3 separate regions of the Homo sapiens genome follow, and all the other regions are linked to region 1. Evidence: chromatin loops called from intact Hi-C (ENCODE). Cell type or tissue: endothelial cell of umbilical vein. All regions are shown on one strand.

Region 1 (8,000 bases):
ATATTCTTAAAGTTAAGACTCACAAAGAATCTATGAAATAGGATTTGAAATCTTATTTTCATTTTGTAGATGAGGTGAACTGAGGCTCAGAAAGCATGAGTGATTTATTCACAACCCTGTGACTTGCCAGGCAGGAGCCTGTTTCTCTAGAGCCACATTCAGCTGTTCTCTCCAGCATCACTTGCTATACCTGCCCTCCCAGCTCGCTCCACCTCGCTGACACCCTAAGTACAACCAGCACCAGGGTACTGCTCTGCTGCAAAACCTTCAATGGCTCACAGCTGCAGAGTGTGTCAAGCCCCCCACTGGTCTCCACTGTCCCCTGCCCTCTAACCTCTAGCCCCTCATTGCCAACCCCACTGTGACAGAGCAGTCACTCTGTCCCATGAGCACAAGCCATGCTCCCCTGTTACTAACTCCCTGAGAACACGTTCCCCACTTCTTTCTGACTAGCATGGAGACACCTCCTCCAGGAAGCCTTCTCTGACTGCTCTTACTGAGTTATTTCCATAGTGATCTCAGGCCCTGCCATAGAAAGTGGCTCTCAATAGACTTGCCCTTGTTTTATTTGCTAATTACTCAACTATCGTCGTCCCTGGGGCAAAGAACACATCTTTCCATGGGCACCATGTACCCAGGCACAAAGAAAATACTCAATGACATTTGCTGCTCTATTAGAAGACCAGTCAAGTATAAGTTACCTCCTCAACATAATAAACATGTTCCAATATGGCTATTTATAAGCTCAACTTTTTAAACAGAATATCGTTCTTCCCTGACTTCTGCCACATCATGAGGGTGCTGGACGTCCACCCATCTGACTGGTCACCAGTGACACTGCTTCTGTTTCCTTCTGTCCCTGGACATCCCAGCTAACCCCACTGTCCCTGTGCCTCTGTCACGATGCCTACGTGAACTCCAGGAGTTAATATTTAAAGATTCCAGGGATCTTTCTTTAAAGAAAGACTTCTGCTATCATAAGGCTAGACTATGAGGGCAAGATTTATTGTCTCTTCTGTTCACCTGCTATATCCCCAACTCCTAGAAAAAAGCCAGGTACATAAGTTGTTGCTGAAAAATATCTGGTGAATAAATGAGACTACTAACCCTTTGACTATTAGCTTCACAGAATTTTTTAAAAATTTAATGGTTGAATGAAAATCCAAATCCACAGTCTGTTAGACAGGCTGAGATGAAGGGCCCTGCCTGTGGGGTATTGCAAGTCATGTAGGAGTGCCCAGGAAGTGCTGTCATTTAGACATGACTCAGCATTCTTTACCCCTTCCAATGGCCCCACTCATGTTATCCACCCAGAGCCCAAAGGGGTTTCCACAGCCTTTCCAAAGCATCCCTTCCTTCCCATGAGACAACAAATGGGAACCCCCACCCCAAAGGCAATGGATGCTTTTCTAGCTGTCACCTCTGCAACAGAGGTGTCAAATATGACAGGTACCCAGAGCATGGGAGGGACATCGGCAGCAAGCTGTGGTTGGTGCCAGCCCTGATGCCACCACAGGACCTTGGATTCATGACTAATGTCATGCAGACCCCCTGTAAGGGCAATCCCCCCTAGACAACAGGACTTAGCCATGAAAATCTCCACCCTTGCCCCTCGAAAGGCCTCCCCTGAGGTGCTGGCCAGTCACAGAACCTATTTTGGGTTTTACCTTCTCTCTCTTCCCCACCAACTTTGGGGAGGCCCAGTATGTCCCACTCACTCATTTTCATAGCATGCACCTGTGTCATGGTCTTGTCTGTAAGCTCCATGAGGGCAGGGCCTGCCCTGATCGCCACTGCACCCCAGCAGCTAGAACAGGACTTGGCACACTGTAGTCAACACTGGCTGAATGAATGAATGAATGAATGACTCCCTTTCCCTTACACACCACACTTTCTCTTGTTGATGGTTTTATTCTTTTGCGTGCGTGTTTACTCACTGACACTCACTGAGAAAGTAGTGAGTGGGGCAAGGCTGAGAAGCAGAATGCCCAGACACTGCAGCCAGCCGGGGACTGTACAATGGGCTGGCAGAACTTGTTGCCTGTTAAGAAGCCCACAGAGTATGCCAGCATCCCTGAGTGAAGGGTGCTGTGCCCTGCAAACTATCATCAGCTCAGCTTTGTAAGCAGCCTCATGCCCACCCTCAGCCTCTTGGGCAACTCACTCTGGCAAAGGAAAGGGCACAAGTTCAGGAGGCCGGACCCCAAGATGCCTAGCACAGGACAGCAAGAAGGCACACGCTAGAGCCCCACCTTCCCATCCCACATGACCGTTATCTGGGCATGGATTTATCTGCATGGCAGGGTGGGGCGCCCAAGCCAGATGATCTGTCTGTCCCCCACATAACAAGATTGGAGGTACGGGGCACTACCCTCCTGAGAGCTTGCATGGTTGTGTGCCAGGCACTGTCCCAGGCATGTGGCAGCTCATCTAAACTTCATAGTGACCCTACAAAATAGGTACTATTATGATCCCTTATTTTACAGATCAGGGAACTAAAGCACAGAGGCCCTGCCCCTGGTTTCCATGGCTGGTTCTGGGGCTGCTGGAAAGAACATAAGATGGAGGGTCAGAGGATGTGACCTCCTGTCCTGGTGTCAGCAGCAAAATCCAAGAGACTTGCAGTCTCTCGGGGGATCTTTGTAAAACGGAAATGATAATACCTTCCTTCCCACATGCCCCAAGGCAGGAGAGCACTTGGAAAACTCATGAAAGACAACACAACTGAGTGGCAGGTGCTGTTATTTAAGGCTACAGCACACCAGCGATTTCTCAGCTGTTTCCTGTAGAAGGGAAGGCAAGGCCCTTGACAGCCAGGAAGCACAAACTACAACTAGATCCTCTCCGCCAAGAACGCGTCACTGATGAAGGCAGTGCCACAGCAGGGCTGTGGGGCTTGGACTCCGTGGAAAACAGCTTGCAAAGTCTCCACATCACAAGACACACACAGACGGTGACATCAGTAATAAACAGGACCGGAGACAAATCAAGACCCGAGTTAATTAAATATGCAAAATTATTTAACATGACCATGGATCAACCAATTGCCATTAAAGGAGGAAATTGACTTAATATGCAAAAATTAACACAGTATTCAAGTAATGAGAAAGAGGTGATTCTTCCCTTAAAATTTATCTCAATATCAGGGTGGCATCATATTTTCAATAACATTAAGTTGTTTAAAACAAGCCGACCAGGCTTGGTGGCTCACATCTGTAATCCCACCACTTTGGGAGGCTGAGGCAGGAGGATTGCTGGGGCCCAGGGGTTCAAGACCAGCCTAGGGAACAAGGTGAGACCCCCCATCTCTACAAAAAAATAAAATTAGCTGGGTATGGTGGTGTGCGCCTGTGGTCCCAGCTCCTCGGGAGGCTGAGGTGGAAGTATTACTTGACCCCAGGAAGTCGAGGCTGCAGTAAGCTGTGTTCGCACCACTGCACTCCTGCCTGGGTGACAGAACAAGACCCTGTCTCAAAACAAAACAAAACAAAAACCTACACAACCACCTACACCAAGAAGGTAACCTCAATGAGAACTAAGCTTCTGTTTTCCAAAATATCTCCCCAAACTAAACAGCTTCATTTTATTCAAGTACCTAATGTTCTGTCAATAGTTAACTATTAGATGAAAGAGGGCAAATATTCTCCCAGGATAAGCCACAGGAGAGCCAGGCTTTGGGGACCTTCACAGAGGCCTAGCGAAGGCCGCCTGCAGCAGGTGGGGCTGTCCCCGGGCTGTGACACGGAGCTGTACTCATCTACCCTTCCCCAGCAAGGCCTCCATCCACACATGGGAAGCTCCCTCCACCACCCACAGAGGTCCGGTCCTGCTTGCACCCAGGTGGCAGGCAACACGTCTGGGTACCACCTACGGCCACAAAACCACTTTTCTCTGTAGAACAATCTTCTAGCCTCTAGGACACCCGATGCCTAAGTCCTTGCCCCTAAGATAGACAGGACCATGGGGAATGCAGCTGCCAGGAAGGAACACTTCAGAAAAGCTGGCTCCTGAAAATGAGGAAAACCCCAATTTGGCTAAACCAAGGGAGAGCCAAGTGTGGTCTGAAAGCAGCCATATAGAGAGCAGCCTTTCCCCCAGATCAAAAATCTCCAGCAGAGATGAAACTGAGATTCCGGGTTCTCAGGAAGTCTTTGAGCCTTTTGAGGGGGTAGGGGACTGGTGCTGATGGCTGGGGCGGGGAACAGGGCCAGAGACCACAAGCAAGAGGGAAGCACCTGGGAAGACCCCACCCCACTCAATCTCAGGGGTCCCAAATCTTACTGTGTCAGGCACAGGCCAACCAAGGAGAAAACAGAGACAGCAAAAACCTTAGAACAGGGCCAGGCACGGTGGCTCACGCCTGTAATCCCAGCACTTTGGAAGGCTGAGGCAGGCAGATCACCTGAAGTTAGGAGTTCAAGACCAGCCTGGCCAACATGGCCAAACCCTGTCTCTACTGAAAATACAAAAATTAGCCAGGTGTGGTGGTGTGCACCTATAATCCCAGCTATTCAGGAGACTGAGGCAGGAGAATTGCTTGAACCCAGGAGGTGGAGGTTGCAGTGAGTCAAGATCGCGCCACTGCACTCCAGCCTGGGTGACAGAGTAAGAATCTGTCCAAAAAACAAAACAAAACAAAACAAAAAAAACCTTAGAACAGGAGACCCTTCTGTACAGGGCAGAGGAGCTGCAGGCCAGAGTGGGGTCCCATAGGGAAACTGAGTAGATACCATAGTTGAAACTGTCTCCCAAGATCCCAGAGAGATGAATACAAAAGTCACCTTCAAACCACTACCAAGATTGAGGTCAGCTTTTCACTGGCAGGAAAGTGAGTCACCCCAGCCTTTCCTGCTCCTAGTACAGTTTACATCCCCAAGGGTGGAGGAGGCTGGGTGTCATCCCTGCAGACTAACCAGTCCCTTATGGGAATGGTGGGGGTGGAGGAGGGGCCAATCAAGTCACTAATCTGCAAACAGGGAGCATCCTAAGAAAGGGCCGGTCTGCAGCCCCAGGCTCCCACCTGCCCAAGAGGCGGGTGCTATGCTAAAGCTCCTAAATGCCCCCCAGGCTATGTGGGGTCATTTGCAGGAGGAAGCAGGGAAGGTGACATTCAGCGTGAATCTCCTTTCAGCGTCAATATCTTTTCAGTGTGAAGTGTCATTTCAGTGTGCAGTCTCCTTTGCTGATTTTTATGACAAGAGTCTAAGGCAAATCACTCTGGCCCAGGGAACTGGTTCCAATAGATTACTGGTTTTCATATTTGTGTGGGGCATGGCAACTATTGAAATATGTCTTCCTTTCAGTTACGGTTTTGAAATGTGGACCTAAGTCTCTAGCACTCATTTTTATCAGGCATAATTATGATCATGCTCGATAAAAATGAGTCTATTTGTCTGGAGTCCTCAGTCCCAGAGAACAGTGCTTTCTACAGTTCTTGGCCTGCATAAGTTCCCAACAACCAGGATCAATTCCTCTTGTAGCAACCAAAACAAACTGATGTCCCCTCTCCAAGCTTAGAAGCCTAATTTGCCAGATGTTATAGCCTCCAGAGGTTGCCAGAGATGGCCCTGAGATCCCGGGGGGCTGCAGAAAGAAGAGTCAACAGGCAAGGGGGAGATGCTGACCATGCCACATCAGTTCTAGTTAGTGGGGCCTGCTCCACCCAGTTTTTATATAAGGCCACCAGTGAGAGGCAGCATGGCCCAGTGGATAAGAAGGCAAACTCTAGAGCAGGACTCCTGAATTCAAATTTTGCCTTTGCCACTTAGTAGCTGTGTGACCTGAGGCAAGTTACTTAACCTCTCTGTTAACTCTGCCTCAGTTTTCTCCTCTCTAAAATGTGGGTGATGATACTACTGCTCATCTCATAATGTTTTCATAAGGATTAAGCAGTAAGTTAACAGTTTTAAAGCACTTGGTACAGTGCCAGGCACATGCCAAGTGCTGTGAGAATTGCTTTTATTGTTAAAAATAAAGAAGAGTTGTTTCCAGAAAAAAAACAGTATGGCTAAAATGAAGTTGAAAACCATTGTTTTAGATCAGGGGTGAGCAAGTGTTTTCTGTAAATGGCCAGACAGTAAATATGTTAGGCCTTGTGAGCCATATGTTCTTTTTTTTGTAACCAGCCAAAAGCAACCGTAGATGTACGTGAAGAAACAGGCATGACTGTGTTCCAGTAAAACTTTCATTTAGAAAAACAGGCATTGGGCTGGAGTTAGTCTGCAAGTTGTAGTTTGCCAACCCCCAGCCTAGACCAAATTCCCTATTTTACCGATGAGAAAAATAGAGTGGGGGTAATTATCTGACACAGCTGGAAGCCAGGTCTTGGTCCTCCTAGACCAGGGCACTTTCTAAAATCAAGTGCCCCAGGAAGGAAAAGAGAAGTAGTCAACAGTTCATTCAGAATATAGACACACTTCCACTGTGTTCTGCCAGGGGACAAGGACACCCTGAGAAAAAGTGACACTGAGGCCATTGCTTTCCATCAGTGATACTTTGGGCTTCCTGAAAGTGGGGCACAGGGATGGAGTGTCCCCTGATCCATCTCTGCAGCCCCCAGCAGCCAGCACAGGGTCTTGCCACAGTGGAGTTTCTCTGAGAAGGGTCTTAACTGTGGATGGTCTTGCTGCGAAAGACTCCGTTGCTGCAAAGCCAAGAGCCTGCACTTCCCAGTCTCAGCAATTTCTGGGAATGGCTGAAGAAATAAAGCTCCACTATATGCCCAGGACAAGGGGGAGCCACTTTTAAATTATTAGCCACTTTTAAAGAATTAGCATATAAAAGGGGCTTCAAGCAAAACATTTACTAACTATAACTGAGCTCAAATGATACAAGCAAGTTTTTATAAACACTCCTTTTTTTTTTTTTTTTTTTTGAGACAGAGTCTCACTGTCGCCCAAGCTGAAATGCAGTGGCACAATCTTGGCTCACTGCAACCTCCACACGCCAGGTTCAAGTGATTTCCTGCCTCAGCCTCCCATGTAGCTGGGATTACTAGCATGTGCTACCACACCCGGCTAATTTTTGTATTTTTAGTAGAGATGGGGTTTGGCCATGTTGGCCAGGCTGGTCTCGAACTCCTGACCTCAAGTGATCTGCCTGCCTTAGCTTCCCAAAGTGCTAGGATTACAGGCGTGAGCCACTGCACCCAGCCAAACATTTCTTTTTCACTCCTCCACAAAAGACTGCAAGTAGAAGATGAATCTAAACCTCAGGGAAGGTCTGTAATAAGGAAGGATAGGCCGGGCAGTGGTTCATCCCTAGAATCCCAGCACTTTGGGAGGCCAAGGTGGGAGGATCACTGGAGCCTAGGAGATCGTGACCAGCCTGGGCAACGTGGTGGAACCCTGTCTCTACAAAAAATACAACAAATTTTGTGGGGTACAGTGGTGTGAGCCTGAAGACCCAGCTCCTCAGGAGGCTGAGGAGGGAGGATGGCTTGAGGCCAAGAGGCGGAGGTTGCAGTGAGCTGAGGTCACACCACTGTACTCCAGCCTGGGCATCAGAACAAGATTCTGTCTCAAAGAAAAAGAAGGAAGGATATTCCTTTTTGTGAGACCAGTTGTTATGGTTAAAACAGCCTCCAAGCCGGGCGTGGTGGCTCACGCCTGTAATCCCAGCACTTTGGGAGGCCGAGGTGGGCAGATCACAAGGTCAGGAGATCGAGACCATCCTGCCTAACACAGTGAAACCCCATCTCTACTAAAAATACAAAAAATTAGCCGGGTGTGGTGGTGGGTGCCTGTAGTCCCAGCTACTCCAGAGGCTGAGGCAGGAGAATGGCGTGAACCTGGGAGGCGAGCTTGCAGTGAGCCGAGATCACACCACTTCACTCCGGCCTGGGCAACAGAGCGAGACTCTGTCTCAAAAAAAAAAAAAAAAAATAGCCTCCAAATTCTATGAAATTCCTCCTAACAAGAAGTAGGGTCTGTGTCCCCACCGTCTTGAATCTGGACTCTGTGACTGCTTGACCAGTAGTATATGGAAGTGACACTCCAGAG
Region 2 (8,000 bases), 87 kb after region 1:
CCAGCTCAGGTGCTCATTTTAAAATCTGGTTATTTGCTTTTTTGCTGTTGAGTTGTTTGAGTTCCATGTGTCCTGCTTATTAATCCCTTGTTGGATGCACAGTTTCAAATATTTTCTACTCTTCTACAGGTTGTCACTTTACTCTATTGATTGTTTCCTTTGCTGTGCAGAAGCTTTTTAGTTTGATAGAATCCCATTTATCTATTTTGCTTTTGTTGCTTGTGTTTTTGAGATCTTGTTAAAAAAAATTTTTGGCCAGACTAACGTCAGGAAGCATTTCCCCACGTTTCTTTCTAGTAGTTTCGTAGTTTCATGTCTTCAGATTTAAGTCTTTAATCCATTTTCAGTTGATGTTTGTATACAGTGAGAGATAGGGTTCTAGTTTCATTCTCCTGCATACAAATATCTAACTTTCTTAGCAACATGTATTGTAGAGACTGTCTTTTCCCCAATGTATGTTTTTGGTGTCTTTGTCAAAAATCCATTAGCTGTAAATACATTAATTTATTTCTGGGTTCTTTTTTTTTTCCAGGCTCAAGGTTGAGTTTAATAGTACAGGTAGAAATAGAATCTAGGGATCTGATTCTCACATTAGAGGATAATGATATCTTCCCAAAGGGGAAAAATAAAAGTATTTATTTTGGTAGATAACATTGATAAATCATTTTTGAAATATATAATATAAATTTCCTTGAAAATGTTTGGCATTTGTGAGTCTTTTTAGGTTGAGGTTTTTAGGTATTTTTTTTTCCCAAAAAATATATAAAGTTAGGGGAGCTAGCTTTAAACAACAAAAAAATTAATCTTAATTTCAAAATGACCTGAGTTCATCTTGCATGTTTATATAAATCAATTGTACAGCTTGAGTACTCTGAAACATAAAAGGCCACCACACTTCATAGAGTTCACACACATGCATTCTACAGTGATATTTATATGACCAGAACTTATTTCACATTTACATAAAGTTTAAAATTAAAATGTCTTAGTCAAATTTTTCATAAGCCCAACTATTTGAAGATGTCACAGTTATTACAGTGGAATAATTAATTCATACATCATACAGTATTAAGTTAGTCCCCAGTTCCAGTATTTATAATATTCACCCCATGTGAAAATTTCTTTGTACTGGCTAAGATGTGAGCCGTGAAATTTATATTGCTCAGTTTGGTATTTTTCCCTGTGTCTATGTTTTCCATCACAAAACCTCTATTTCACAATTCTGTACTTATAAAAGCCCAGGTTGGTTTATGTAGTCATAATGCAGTAGTCTAGAACATACCATGTAAAAGTAAAAAATAAAATTATTTTCAAGTTTGTTTTTAAAGTGCTCCATGTGCTGTATTATATCAACTTTCAGGTTACAGAAATCCACTATGACTGGTAATAGTTTTACAAAAAATCAGCAGTTAAGCAAGCATGATTTCTTCAAGTATGTATACATAGATTAAGAGAGCAAAAATTCTTTAGGCACATTCCTATTCAAATAATACAAAAAAACCCACAAGAGTACATAAGAGAGATGGCAGAGGTGTTTAGAAGGAAGGTCAGAGTGTCAGGGACTAATTTGTAAGGTAATTAGTGTGTAAACTCAAAGTGGTTTTGAATATTTTGGTAACAAATATTTGTCCAAAAAAAAAAAACAAAAATACTTATTCCTTATCAGAAAAAAATACAAAACAAATCTGTCCAAATGTTCAGAAGCTGCATCATAAAAATACTTTTTGAAAAATTTCATGCCTAATAGGTTGCTTCATCCATGTTGTCATCACTGTCTGGGCCAAAATCATTTCCATCTTCGAATTATGAATTAATGTAGTCATTTTCCTCTTCTTGCTCTTCTTCATTATATCCCTCCTGTTCTGCAGCATCATCGTCATCGTCATCATCACCTTCTTTACTTTCCTCTTTGCTTCCTTCTTCCTTTTCATTTTCCTCTTCTGAATTTTCACCATCACCTTTCTTTCCCAATTCCTCAATTTTTTTCAACACATCTGAAGTATTAGTGAGGTGACTTTGCCTGCGTCTTTTGCCTTTTCGGGTTTTGGGCCTGTGTTTTTACATTTATTTCTTGGCGTTATCTCTCTTGGAAGTCTTCTCCAATCTGGTATCCATTCTTCTTTATATACCTTCATGTATCTTTTACTATACCTTTCAATATCTTGTCTTTCTTCAGGTGTTTCAATAAAATAAGGCATTCTTTTCATTGTTTCTCTCAACTCCTGTTTCAAAGCCAGCATGTATTCTTCATCTTCTGTTTTCAGTGGCACTGATTTATAATCTGCATCAGGAAATAGTGGGGGTGGTTTCAACACTACATAAGGTAACTTTTCACCTTTGCTAAATCCAACAGCCTCAGTATTAAAGGTATGAGCAGCACATCCTCCTCTTCCTTTATTCCCAGCCATCAGATCTAGTTATACTAGACGAGTGGGCAAATTCTGAAAGGCATCTGCCTGGCTGCACCCATGCCCAGCATGTTGGCGCTCAAGTGGTACACCCACAAGTCTCCAGGTGGTAGTATCTTTTGAATTCAAGAACACTTCTATGAGTCGGGCAACCATGCCAACATTTGGCTGGTGCATGGCTCCAAGCAGGACGTGGTGATTGATACAGGCCTGGGGCTGCACAGCCTCCCTGAGTACCTGTACTCCTCTGGCCTCTTGTAGGACCTCAGGGCCAAAGAGTTATTTCTGGGTTCTTAATTTATTCTTTTCCATTGGTCTATGTGTCTGTATTTAAGCCAGCACCATGCTGTTTTGGTTACCATAGCTTTGTAGTATATTTTGAAGTCAGGTAGTGTGATATCCCCAGCTTTGTTCTTTTGGCTCAGGATTGCTTTGACTATTCAGGGTCTTCTGTGGTTCTATATAAATTTTAGGGTTGTTCTTTCTGTTTCTGGGAAGAATGTTATTGGTATTTTGATAGGGATTGCATTGAATCTGTATATCACTTTTGGCAGTATGGACATTTTAACAATATTAATTCTTCTAATCTATGAACATGTAATATCTTTTCATTTTTTGTATGCTCTTCAATTTTCTTTCATCAGTATCTTATAGTTTTCATTATGGAGATTTTTCACCTCTGGTTAAATTTACTTCTGGGTATTTTTTTTCCTAGCTATTGTAAATGGGATTGCTTTCTTGGTTTCTTTTTCAGATTGTTCATTATGGGCAAATAGAAATGCTGCTGCTTTTTGTATGTTGAGTTTGTATCCTGCAACTTTATTGAATTTGTTTATTAGTTCTAACAGTTTTTTGGTGGAGTTTTTAGGTTTTTCTAAATCATATTGCCTGTAAACGGGGACAGTTTGAATTCCTCCTTTCCAATTTGGATGCCTTTTATTTCCTTCTCTTGCTTAATTGGTCTGGCTAGGACTTGAAGTACTATGTTGAATAACAGTGGTGAAAGTGAGCATCCTTATCTTGTTCCAGATCTTAGAGGAAAGGCTTTCAACATTTCCCCATTCGGTATAAAATTAGTACTAATATGTTAGCTGTGGGTTTGTCATATATGACCTTTATTGTTTTGAGGTATGTTCATTTTATACCTAGTTTGTTGAGAGTTTTTATCATGAATTAATGTTGTATTTTATCAAGCATTTTTCTCCATCTATTAGAATGATCGTATGGTTTTGTCCTTCATTCTGATGATGTATCACATTTAGTGATCTTCATATGTTGAAATATCCTTGCAACTTGATCATGGTATGTAATCTTTTTGATATGCTGTTAGATTCAGTTTGCTAGTATTTTGCTGAGAAATTTTGCAACTATGTTCATCAGGAATTTTGGCCTATAGTTTTCTTTTTTAGTTGTGTCCTGGTCTGCTTTTGGCATCAGGGTAATGCTGGTCTTGTAGAATGAGTTTGGAAGAATTCCTTTGCCTTCAATTTTCTGGAATAGTTGCAGAAAAAAATAGTATTAGTTCTTTAAAATTCGTAGAATTCAGCAGTGAAGCCAACCAGTCTAAAGGGAGCAATTTTGAGGCCTTCCACAGATACCCTCAGATCCCACCTATGGCAACCTCTGCTGGCTTTAACCAAAACCTACCCCCTCTAAGTCAATTCTCCCTCATCCTCCTGAATTGGAGTGGGGAGTTGCTTCTCTCTATACATCCGTAGAGGGGTTTTACATGCAAAGATGATATTTTGTCGCCCCTCCCTTACTTTCAAAGCAATTCCTGGTAGAATTCAGAACATCTCAGCCCTGTCTACAGAGAAGTGGGTCTGCACAGTCCTTTGTGGAGTCTGCAGAGCCGTGTGTGTGACCCACATGGGGTCAAGGACACAGGATCCTACCTATGATCTGGTCTTCATTCCTTCTCAGGGAATGGGGCCAACTCATATTTTGACCTGAGTCAAATAGACCTAAGTTTGAATTCTGCTTCAGCCACTGTCTAGCTGTATAACATTGTGCCTCTTACTTTTTCTGAGCCTGGTTTCCACATATGTAAAATAGGGATGACAACATGTATTTTGCAGGGTAGTTATGAGACCTGAATGATCCAAATGACCATGCTGTGTACTAGCTGTGTGACCTTAAGCAAGTTACTTAACCCTTCGTACCTCTGTACTTATGGGTTGTTATGAGGTATGAGTGCATTAATATTTGCAAAAAGCACATGAGAGTGCCTTGTGCATACAAAACATTACTTAGTGTTAACTATTGTTAATATTAAAGTATGTAAACTGGCTGATGTGCAAAAGGCCTTCAGTAAATGTAAGCTATTTTATCTTCTCCTTCTCAAGCCCACAGGTTCTGACTGTAGAAGTCTGGTTTCTCTGAGGCCACCACAGAGTTCCAGGCAGCCCGTTTATCTGGATTTGAATAGTTTTAAGTAAGTGGCCTTGGTTTGCCTTCTGGCACACAAAAAATAAAGTAACAGAGACACCTAGTGGGAGCTGATAGCAAGTGCTCCAGCAAGTCTGAGTGCCTGTGTCTGGGATCAGGTGGAGACCCGGAGGATGGAACCACTGTGGCCCATGAGTGCACAATGAGGCCAACAGGCTCTCTCGAGCCATGCCAGGGCAGCCTTCACCAATGGGAAGCCCTGCTCATCCACCCTGCAGCTGGTCCTTGTCACCAAGGCTCTGTTCTGAACAACCTCTGGGGACAAAGAGTCTGTTGCTGTATCAGCTCACACGGGTGGACCTAGCCTCAGGTCGTGGTGGGGGATGTAGGAAAGCAGACAGTTTTCTGCTTTGAGGAGTTGGCAGAAAACGATTGGACTTGGCACTTTTTTTGCTGTGTGACCTCGGATGAATCATTTAGCATCTCTGAGCTCCAGTTTCCTTGTGTGCAAAAACAGAGTTAGTAATAGTGAGGATGGTTTAAAATGATGGATGTAGAAAGCGAAGTGCTGAGTCTATGCCCATACCCCCTTGAATGCACCCGAACTTGTCTGATCTCAGAAGCTAAACAGGGTCAGGCCTGGTTAGTACTTGGATGTGACAAAGTTAAGCACTGTGTTGTTGACACACAGGAAGCACCCAATAAATGGTAGCTATTGTTGTTATTGTTATGATTTTATGGTGGATAACCGCACATGAAATAAATAGGGAATAAATCCACACAATATTGAACCAAGTGAAAGCCATCGTAGTTTATAGCAGGTGAGAGACAGGGCTATTCCAGATCTGCAGTAGTTAGGTGAGGCCTCATGGAGAAGACAAGATTTCTGATGAGCCTCTGACTGCAACAACAAACAAATTATACTCCTACTGGCTGAAACAATTATGGGGTGTGTTGGCTCATATAACTTGGTAAGATTTGATCCAGTGCCTTGATGATGTTACGAGGAGCCAATCTTTTCTTTTAAAAATATTCTTGTGACATAAAAAAGATTTAGAAAACGACATAGCATTCACCTTAGGAAATAAAATAGCAAATATAGTTGAGGCTTCCTGGCCCTCCTTCAGTTGCATTTCCCCTTCCCCTACCCTGCAAAAAGAACCACTCTCCTAAATTTGGTGTTTATACTTCCCATGGATGTATTTATGTTATTATTACATATGTGTGTGTTCCTAAACAACATATGGTAAAATTGTATGTTTTAAACCTTTTTATAAATATGTCATAGAGTATGTGTCTGTATTTGTCTGTTTGGGCTGCATAACAAAATACCATAGATTTGGTGGCTTAAACCACAGAAATGTATTTTCTCAAAGTTCTAGAGGCCAGGAAGTCCAAGCTCAAGGTGCCAGCCAGGGAGGTTTCATTCTGCAGACTGTTCTCTAGTCTTGCAGGTAGCTACTGTTTCTCTGGGTGCTCACGTGACCTCTTCCTTGTGCTTGTACAGGGAGAGAAAGAGAGATAGCAAGCTCTTTGATGTCTCCTCATGAGAGCCCCATCCTCAGGACCCCAACTAATGCTAATGATCTCCTAAAGACCCCATCTCCAAATACGATCACATTTGGGGTAGAGTTTCAATATGTTAATTTTGAGGGGATACAGATATTCTGCTCATTTCATTCCACTTCTGCCTCCCACAAAGTTCATGCCCTTCTTACATGCAGATGCATTCATTCCATTCCAACAGTCCCAAAAGTCTTAATTCATTCCAGCATCAACTCTAGTTCTAAAGACCAAAATCTCAACTAAATATCATCAAAATCAGGTATGGATGAAAATCGAGCTACAATTCATTGTGAGCAAAACTACTCACCAGCTATGAACCTGTGAAACCCGACTATTATGTGTTTCCAAAATATAACGGTGGAAAGGGCATAGGATGAACATTCCCATTCCAGAAGGGAGAAATCAGAAGAAAGGGGTGACAGGTCCCAAGCAAGTTCAATACCTAGCAAGGCAAATTCCATTAGATCTTAGGGGTTGAGAATAATCCTCTTTGGTTCAGTGCTCTGTCCACCCCCCATCCCAGCCCACTGGAGTGGCAGCATCACCTCACCACTCTCTGTGGCAACCTCACCTGCACAGCTCTCTGTGGTGGCCATCTGGTCTACTGAAACTGAGAAGAAACCAACCTTACCCCTTGGTTCTGTGATAGGAGCCCTGATGATCTCTGAATTGCCTTCAGGGTCATTGTTGCCTTTTCTTGAAGGACAAAGCATATTTCTCAACTGAATAGTTCTACCATCCTGCTCTGTAGAATCGCAATATCCAACAGCCTTTTTTCAACCTGTCTCACTTTCTCTGTCCCCTTTAGTTCAAACTGGCAGTGCCTAACTTCTATCCCTGGCTCTTATGAGCTGGCTAGCGAAATCCATGTGTTGCACCCATGATCTCTTTATCAAATGTTTGGCCAGCCACAACCTTAGTGTGCTCTTTAGAGGTGAAAATGCTTCTTCATTTTTTGTTTTTCCAATATGCATAGGCTGAGAATTTTCCAAATCTTCAAGCTCTGGGTCCCTTTTTTTTTTTTTTTTTTTTTCAGTCTTTTGAGACAGAGTCTTGCTCTGTCACCCAGGCTGGAGTGCAGTGGTGCAATCTTGGCTCACTGCAAGCTCCGCCTCCTGGGTTCACACCATTCTCCTGCCTCAGCCTCTCAAGTAGCTGGGACTACAGGCGCCTGCCACCACGCCTGGCTAATTTTTTTTTTTTTTTGTATTTTTAGTAAAGACAGGGTTTCACCGTGTTAACCAGAATGGTCTCAATCTCCTGACCTCGTGATCCGCCTGCCTCGGTCTCCCAAAGTGCTGGGATTACAGGCATGAGCCACTGCGCCGGGCCCAAGCTCTGGGTCCTTTTTGATTAACAATTTTTTTCAATTTCTCTCTTCTCTCTCATTTTACTATAAGCAATAAAGAGAAACCAAACGACTCCTTTAACATTTTGCTTAGCAATGCCCTCAGCTAAACATCCAGTTTCATTGCTTGTAAGTTCTACCTTCAACAAAACACTAGAACAAAATTCAGCCAGGTTCTTTGCCACTTTGTAACAAGAATCACCTTTCCTCCAATTTCCAATAAACTCTTTCTCATTTTCAGCTGAAACCTCACCAGTATTACCTTTAGCAGCTGTATTTCTACCGACAGT
Region 3 (8,000 bases), 75 kb after region 1:
GTGCCAGTTCTAAGCCTAGGTCACTGCCATGGGGAAAAAGCCTGGGCTGGCCTGCTGGAGGATGAGAGACACCATGTGGAGGAGAGGCGAGGCACCCTAGACCACATCCCATTAACTCACACAAGCAGAGCCACCGTCAACCTGCCGCTGACCACAGAATCATGAAGGACCCCAGCAAAGACCGGAAGAGCCACCCAACTGAGCCTAGCTTAAGTTGTTAGCCTACAGAATTGTGGACTAAATAAATGGTGGTTGTCTTAAGCCACTAAGTTTTGGGATGATCTGTTTCCTAGCAGTTAGATAACTGATACTCCTATTATGACTGAAGTACTTTATAAATACTAAGCATACTAGCTTTGAAGATAGATCTGATTTTGAGTCCTAGCTCCACAACTTACTAACTGTGTGACCTGGGACAGTTTTTAAAAACTGTCTCTGTTCAGATTTCTCATCTATAAAATGGATACAATAATAGTACTTATGGAATTTCGCTAAGATAAATGAGATTATACATGCAAAGTAACTAGCACAGTGCCTGGCATACAATAAGTCTTCCTTTATGGAGTTCATTATTATTACCACGAACAATACTCATGGTCCATCTTACAAAGTTGCAGCTGTTACACCTGTTTTATAGGAGAGGAGAGTGAAAGTCAGAAGGCTGACTTGTTGATGATAGCTGCCATACACAGAGGGCCCACGATATCCTGAAATTGTCATAAGCTGCATCTTCCAGTACTGGGGCCATAGGACCTGAAGGTGCAGCACAACCTAGGTGAGCCCAGGTGAGCTGAGACCAGGCTAGGGCCCGGGTGAGGAGAAGAGCCCACTCCCTCACCTCTTGGGGAGAACAGTGATGACTGGACCTGCAGACTTTCCAGATCAGTGTTCTGTCAGAAAGGAGCTGAGCCTGAGAGCAGGAGAGTAAGGAATGCCATAGGAAGGTGCTACTTCCTCCTCATTTCAGCTTTTACCAAAAGCTGAGAGGGAAGGGGGTCTGACAGGTGTAATTCTCTAGTCACTTTCTCATTCTGCTTCCCACAATTGGGTCATCTGCTACTGAGCCCCACAGGGCATGTTGTCTAGACTCTCTCCCACCCCAGTCCAGACAAAGCCAGAATAATGAATCATAGGATAACTAGGTCTTGGACTCCATGTTCTTCCAAAAGTCAGAACAATCCCATCCACTTTCTTACCACCAAAATTGCACGCATATACATTTGTGGTACACTCACCCCCAGTTCCCTGCTCCCCGTCCCTCCCACTGTTTCTCCCTCTGCGTGCTCTATGTCTACACACACACACTTATGCATACACACAAACACACACACACACTTGCACACTATTTATCTTACCATAGTAGTATTTAGACTTTGGGTTTTCATTGTATACTTAATTTTTTGCAATATTATTTATCACTGCCTGTTATATTTCCTATTTATTTGTCTTCTTCAACTAAAATATAAACAGAATATCCAGGAGGGATATTTTGTTTCTGATGTAGCCCCAATGCCTAGAACAGTGCCTAGCACATAGTGGGTACTAAATAAATCTTTGTTGAATTGAGTGAGTGAATGAATGAATCATATGTGTGTATGTGTCAGGGTGGGGTGGGGAGGAATGGATGATAAGTGGAGAATCAAAATATCATGTGTTTTTAAAGCATCAAGACCCAGACAGGTTGAGTGTCCAAGGTCCTAGAACCTGTCAGTGGAAAGCTGAGACTAGCTCCCATGTTCCGCTGAAGTGGAGGTGAAGAGCCAGAGCTTATTGATGAAAAGCAGTTGAGAAATGTACTGCCATTTTCATTTTATTGATCGTTTTTGTCCCCTCTTGTAGATCAACACCAATCCCTAAACTGACTTGCCCACACACCAAAGATAGGCCTTGCTGTCCTGAATAGCTTTTTTTTTTTTTTTTTTTTTTTTTTGTGCACACTTAGGAAGAGATCATATCCTGGGTGTGCTACTATACAAATCAGGGTGATGTGTTCTGCCTTCCAGGAGGCTCTTGGAACAGTGACAGCACAAGCTTACTATTCCATTTTCATATTTGAACAACTTTGAATGAAGTGTCTTGACTGGAGCTGTTTTTAGAAACAATAATAAGAATGCTTTCCCCTCCTTTTTCCCACTTTGTTGTTAAACTAGCCTTCCTCTCTCCCCCTTTTCCCTCCTCCACATTCTCTGGAAAGTGTTAGTTTCAATCTCCACCCAAATGCATATGGGAGCTTCAGCAGGGAGTGCAGAGTGATGGTCTGAAAGTGTGGGGAACCAGAAGATTCCACTGACTCAGGCCTCAGCCAGACTGGGTATGCGCCTGAGAACTGTCAAAAGAGAACACACAGACCAAGTTACAGTGTTTCCCCCAGTCATGGTATGCTGGCACTTGTGGGTAATTTAGAAACCCAGATATGGGAATTTTTCATGTTGTCCTTGTAACATCTCATCTCTTCCATCCAAGGTTTAATCATCTATCTTTCAAGCTCTGGGTTTTATCAGAATTGTTGTATTGTTTCCATTCAATTCAATTCCTGTTTATTGAGCAAACTGTAAAGGAAAACTCTAATTTGGCCAAGGTATAAGTTAATTGGAACAGTTAAATAACAAAACAATCTGGTACATACCCCTCTTGTTCTCAGTAATAATTCCTAATGCTTACAATATTGCCCGACCCATGTTAGGGACTTGATAAATATTTGTTGAATGAATGAATGAATATGCTAAGTACCGAAAGGGGGCAGTGCCTCCATTAGGTTTCTTAACGTCTCCTTGGGTGACCCACAATATTTTCCCAATTGTCTCCTGCCCTCTAGCACTCTTCCAAACTAATCCATTCTCCACTTGACTGCCACTGTAATCTTTATAAACTGAAAATTTGCTTGTGTCATGCCCAGGTCTAAAGTACTTTAACTTTCCATCATGGCTCTCCAGTGCTCTCAGGACAAAGTTTATTTATTTTTATTTTTTGTTTTAATAAACAATATGTATTTCTTAGATTTTTAATTTCTAATTTTTATGGGTCCATAGCAGGTGTATCTATTTATTGGTACATAGGATAAAGTTTATTATGTCATTCATTTATTCACTGAACTGAAGGTCTCCTGAGGAAAGATCACCACTGAGCCTTGGGCAGAAATTCTCAGCCTGGGGGCTGTGAGGACACACAATCAGATACCTTCTTTTATTATTGAGTGCCCAATGTAGAGATAGACAGCCACTGATCTAGAAACATATGGAAAAAAGGCGTATAACATTATAAGGGTATATGCATATAAGGGTATATGCAGCATGCAGCAGACAAAGCCTGCTTGTGAGAGGTAATGCTGGAAGTGAGCATTTCTTTTCTGAGAAGGCCATTCCAGGACAGGCTCCACCCAAATCAGGGATAAACCAACAGAGAGAGAAGCCGTGCCATTTCACCACTTAGTGTCATATCATCCTTCCCTGGGCAATAAAATCCCCCAGGTTAGCCTCCTGCCCTCTCCTGGAATTTCCTTGTCACAATCTGGCTGATTTTGGCTTTGGCCAAGCCTCTTTTCTGGGGAAGTTGTCCAACGGAGCTTGCCTGGAGAAAAGTGTGTATTGCATTGTTGCATATCCAACCTAGGAGAGTCAAGAAAGCAAACCTCAGGCAACACACCCAGAACTCAGTGGGTCAGAATAGAGCAGGAGTGGAAGGCTCCAAGAAAGAGATGTCTGAGAAAGATATCTGATATTATTTGTGGTAATTAAGACATCTTAACAATGGAATTAAGATGAACAATGCAAGGGAAAAAAAAGATAACTAGCAATTTCAAAATTCTGTGCAAGAAAGGAGTACTTCCTGGTACAAAGCTGACCTTCAGGAGCCAGCTCTCTGCTTGGGGTGAAAAGTGTAAACATGCATAAATAGTTATTAGTTAAGTTTCTGTCTCTTTTTCCCCCTTGCTCAGGACCCTCTTCAGCCAGCAGGTCTTAGTTCTGTCCCCAGCACAGCTTGCTCATTCAGGTCCTTAGTGACCTCCCAGTCTTGACACCTCTTCCCCTAGGACATTTACAATCCCACTGACCCCTTAATGCCCATATTGTATTTCTCAAGATGTCTCCCTGAACCATTCCACCCCAAAGGGATATCATTCTCTTCTGAAATTCATTAGCACCTATACTCTTAAGGAAGTTATCACTAACTAGTCAAGATTTTAAATAGTCTTTTAATGGGTATATATCTTCTGCAACCTTCCAAAGGGAAAGGGTACCCCTCTTCTTAGGCACACCAGGGACCTAACAGAGTATGCTCAGTCAACATTTATCCACTGGTTGATGATTAATGCCTGAGCCATGTGGCAGGGCTCCAAACATCACAGGCATTCCAGGAAGGAATGCAGAAGCTGCTAGCTATGTTATCTCACCAAGTGAGCTCAAGATAATGTAGAAAGCTGGATGGAGGCCAGCCCTGGTCCAAATCTCTGTGAGTGCCCTTTTTGTCTCTTAAGAAGGCTATTATACAGACCCTGACCTGGGTGACAAAATTCCTGAGGCTAGAGGCCTCCCCTCCCCCTAGAATTTCCAAGTCATAGTCTTGTTGATTTCTGCTCTGGCCAAGACCCTCTCCTGTGGATGACGTTTGTGTGAGGATGGCTGACAATGAATGTAGACCGTGCTGTTGTATATATATCAGATTAGGCAGCAGCCGGCACAGGTGGTCCTGACCTGGCAGTGGACTCTGAGTTGCTGCTGAAGTCCCCAGCTCCTTCCTGACTGTCGACTTTTTATGTCTTCATTGAGTACCTCTTAACCTTCTCAGTATGTAGTTCTTTGTCATAGATCTAAGTCTTTGATTTCACAGGACACGGGCAATACAAACTGGCTGGCTTCTCGGTGACCACATGCCCCCAGTACCCCTGCGTTCTTGCCTTGGTCCTATCTGGGGAAATGTTTTCCCTGACCCAGGGGAGCAACCTGGTTAGAGTAGAATAGAGTCAAGCAGGGTAGGCCAACCTGGGTAAGCTGAATTGTTGTGGAGGAGGTGGTGGGTGATGGTGATGTAAGAGGCCTTAGCTAACATTTAGTTCAACCCTCTTGTCTTACAGATGAGGAAACTAGTGCTCAGTTTTAATTAATTTCAGTCACAATATAAATTCATTTAATCTCAAGAGTTAGAAAGACACTTAAAATTCTTGGGAGGAAGTCATGTCATTCAATAATTCATCCAATGCTCGGCTGAGCATGATGGCTCATGCTTATAATCCCAGCATTTTGGGAGGCCGAGGCAGGCAGATTACCTGAGATTAGGAGTTCGAGACCAGCCTGGTCAACATGGTGAAACCCCTTCTCTATTAAAAATACAAACATTGGCCAGTCATGATGGTAGGTGCTTGTAATCCCAGCTACTTGGGAGGCTGAGGTAGGAAAATCGCTTGAACCTGGGAGGCAGAAGTTGCAGTGAGCCAAGATGGCGCCATTGCACTCCAGATTTGGGCAACAAGAGCGAGACTCCATCTCAAAAAAAAAAAATAATAATAATAATAATAATAATTCATCCAATGCTTGAGTCCTTTTCACAGTGTCCTGGCCACGTAGTTTTCTCAATCGTGCTTGAAAACCTCCAGTGGCAGATATCTTACTACCTGCTCATCACATATTCAGACAACTTTGGTTATTTAAAAAGTGAGTTAAAGAGCTGGAACTGGACACCAAAACTCCTGCATCTTTTTCCAGTATTCTCTCCCTTCTACCAGGCTGATGCTCAGTTCTTTTGAGGAACCCCAAGGGATAGAGGCATGAAAGATAGCTGCCTACTTCTCAGGGGAGAGAGGCCAGAAAAACTCAGAGGGGAAGACTTTAGGGTGACAGGGAAGAATCCCCTCTGTGTTCTCTGATTTAGCTGGGGCACAGTTTTCCTAAAAGAAGAGAGAGACAAGGAGAGACAACAAGGAGAGTGGAAACCCCGTTTAAATCATTCCCTTACTAATGATGTCTTAGAATGTAAGAAAAGACACCGTTTTAGTACTCTTTTAGGAGACTGTTTGGTGTGGTACTTATAAACTAGAGAGAAACTCCAAAGTCAGAGCTCCTTGGGTAGGAATGTTGCAACCTTATCTCCTGCAATGGTGGAAAAAAATTAATGGTCAAATGGATATTTACAGAATGTCTCACGGGTCCCAGATCTGTGCTAGGTTACATAAACACCCTCCCACTTACTCCTCATAATAACCTTGTGATGTGGGGGACAATAAGGCTGTAAATCTAAGTATTTGCTTAAAGTTTTACAATAAGTGATTGAGGAAGGAATAAATCCAGACTTCAAGACTCAGAGAAGAGCAAAAGCTTTTCCTGCTCTGAGCTTCCTTTTTGTGGATCCTGGCACAGTAGAAAACAGACTTGTACTCTCATGACCATTATTATGGGGTTCCTGGAGTCATTGTAGGGGTGTGGAGAGCTGCTAGAGATTAAAAAAATGGAGACAGTCAGCCTCTTTGGGGCTGGCTTCTAGAAGTGGCCATTATAATAGGGTAGAAACATGTGGTTGTCTTGGAAAGGAAAACTCTTGTGAACTAAAAAGTATTGGAGAGCTATGGATTAGAGGAAGAGCAGGATGAGAAGGGAAGCTGCCTGAACCCTGAGAAGGAAGCCCTTTTAGTTTCCCAGGGTGAGAGGCTAAGGAAGGTCCCCAGACACACCCCTCCATCATGGCCAGGGCTGGCTGGGGACACAGCTTTGGAAACAACAGTGTGCTGGTAGCTGAAGAGAGCCAGGCCTTCCTGAGGCTAGGAAGGATGAGAAATCTGTTCTTGCCATCCCCACTTTCATTCATTCATTTGCTTGTTCATTCAACAAATATTTACTGAATATCTATTGTGAGAGGCCCCTGTCAACCCTCTTTAGCCCATGGTACCCTGATGCATTCCTTTGATGTCTCAAAGCTGGTAACACCCATTATCTGGATCTCTGGTCCAGGACTCATACCTGAGAAGTTGTCTTGTCTACTGGTATAACACACCACTCCCAGACTTAGTGACTTAAAACAGACAGTATTATCACTTATGATTTTGTTGGCTGGTTGGGCTCAGCTGGGTGATTCTTACTTAGGATCTCGTACGTATTTTCAGTCAAATGGCAGCTGGTCGTAGAGTCATCTGAAGGCTTGAATGAGCTGACACCTGAAATGGCTCACTTACATGGCAGATGATGCCGTTGGCTGGGAGATGGAGCTGTTGACTGGAAAGCCTGCGTGTGGCTGTCCATGTGGCTTGGACTTCTCACAGCATGGTAATGGGCTTCCTAGGGAAAGTGTCCCAAAAGCAAGGATTCTAAGAGTCCAAGGAAGAAGCAGCAAGGCCTCATGACTTAGCTCAGAAGCTCGAGCACATTACTTCTGCTGCATTCAAGTGTCAAGGAAGATGGCCCATATTCATATGGAGAGGAGCAAGACTCTTCTTCTTCTTCTTCTTCTTTTTTTAGACAGACTCTTGCTCTGTCTCCAGGCTGGAGTGCAGTGGCGCAGTCTCAGCTCACTGCAACCTCCACTTCCCAGGTTCAAGTGTTTCTCCTGCCTCAGCCTCCCAAGTAGCTGGGACTACAGGCACATGCCACCACACCCAGCTAATTTTTGTATTTTTAGTAGAAATGGGGTTTCACCATGTCATCCAGGATGGTCTCGATCTCTTGACACTGTGATCCACCCACCTCGGCTTCCCAAAGTGCTGGGATTACAGGTGTGAGCCACCACGCCTGATCTCTACTTCTTAATGTAAGACATACTACTGTAGTACAGGGAGTCCAGAATTGTTTGAGGCCACCACGGAAGTCTGACCTTTGGCTCTGACAATTTATGAACTTCCATATGCGTAATACACTTACCCTCCCATAATCACCAAAAGTCTTCTTCCATTTCAGCACTTGCTCTATATCTTCATTAAATCAAATCCAAGTGTGACTGAAGCTCCTTAAATGTGTGGGGGTTTGGGGTTTTGTTTTTTGGTGTAGCTCCTTGGGTATCATTTTTTTCAATCTAAAGAC

Evidence for each region. Peaks named below come from ENCODE experiments on the same cell type or tissue, not always from the same donor. Only the 100,000 strongest peaks of a DNase experiment are listed, where the experiment ranks them.
Region 2: it touches region 1 in a loop (4-fold over the local background); 2 of 110 quality-filtered maps call a loop at or near these places.
Region 3: it touches region 1 in a loop (5-fold over the local background); 2 of 110 quality-filtered maps call a loop at or near these places.

Annotation. Positions count from the first base shown.
Region 1 is chr18:48,560,110-48,568,109 of GRCh38, reverse strand. All of the region lies in intron 1 of CTIF (cap binding complex dependent translation initiation factor), which reads right to left. Among named protein-coding and RNA genes, the nearest start is that of CTIF, 25 kb to the right of the region's middle. In endothelial cell of umbilical vein, no CTCF peak of the experiment used is centred here; DNase peaks (open chromatin) are centred at 2,779 and 4,849; H3K27ac peaks cover 3,123 bases.
Region 2 is chr18:48,472,969-48,480,968 of GRCh38, reverse strand. It overlaps the pseudogene RNA5SP456 and the pseudogene POLR3GP2. Among named protein-coding and RNA genes, the nearest start is that of CTIF, 62 kb to the left of the region's middle. In endothelial cell of umbilical vein, a CTCF peak has its summit at 4,900 (motif pointing left); a DNase peak (open chromatin) is centred at 4,848.
Region 3 is chr18:48,485,087-48,493,086 of GRCh38, reverse strand. No RefSeq gene overlaps it. Among named protein-coding and RNA genes, the nearest start is that of CTIF, 50 kb to the left of the region's middle. In endothelial cell of umbilical vein, no CTCF peak of the experiment used is centred here; a DNase peak (open chromatin) is centred at 4,416; H3K27ac peaks cover 942 bases.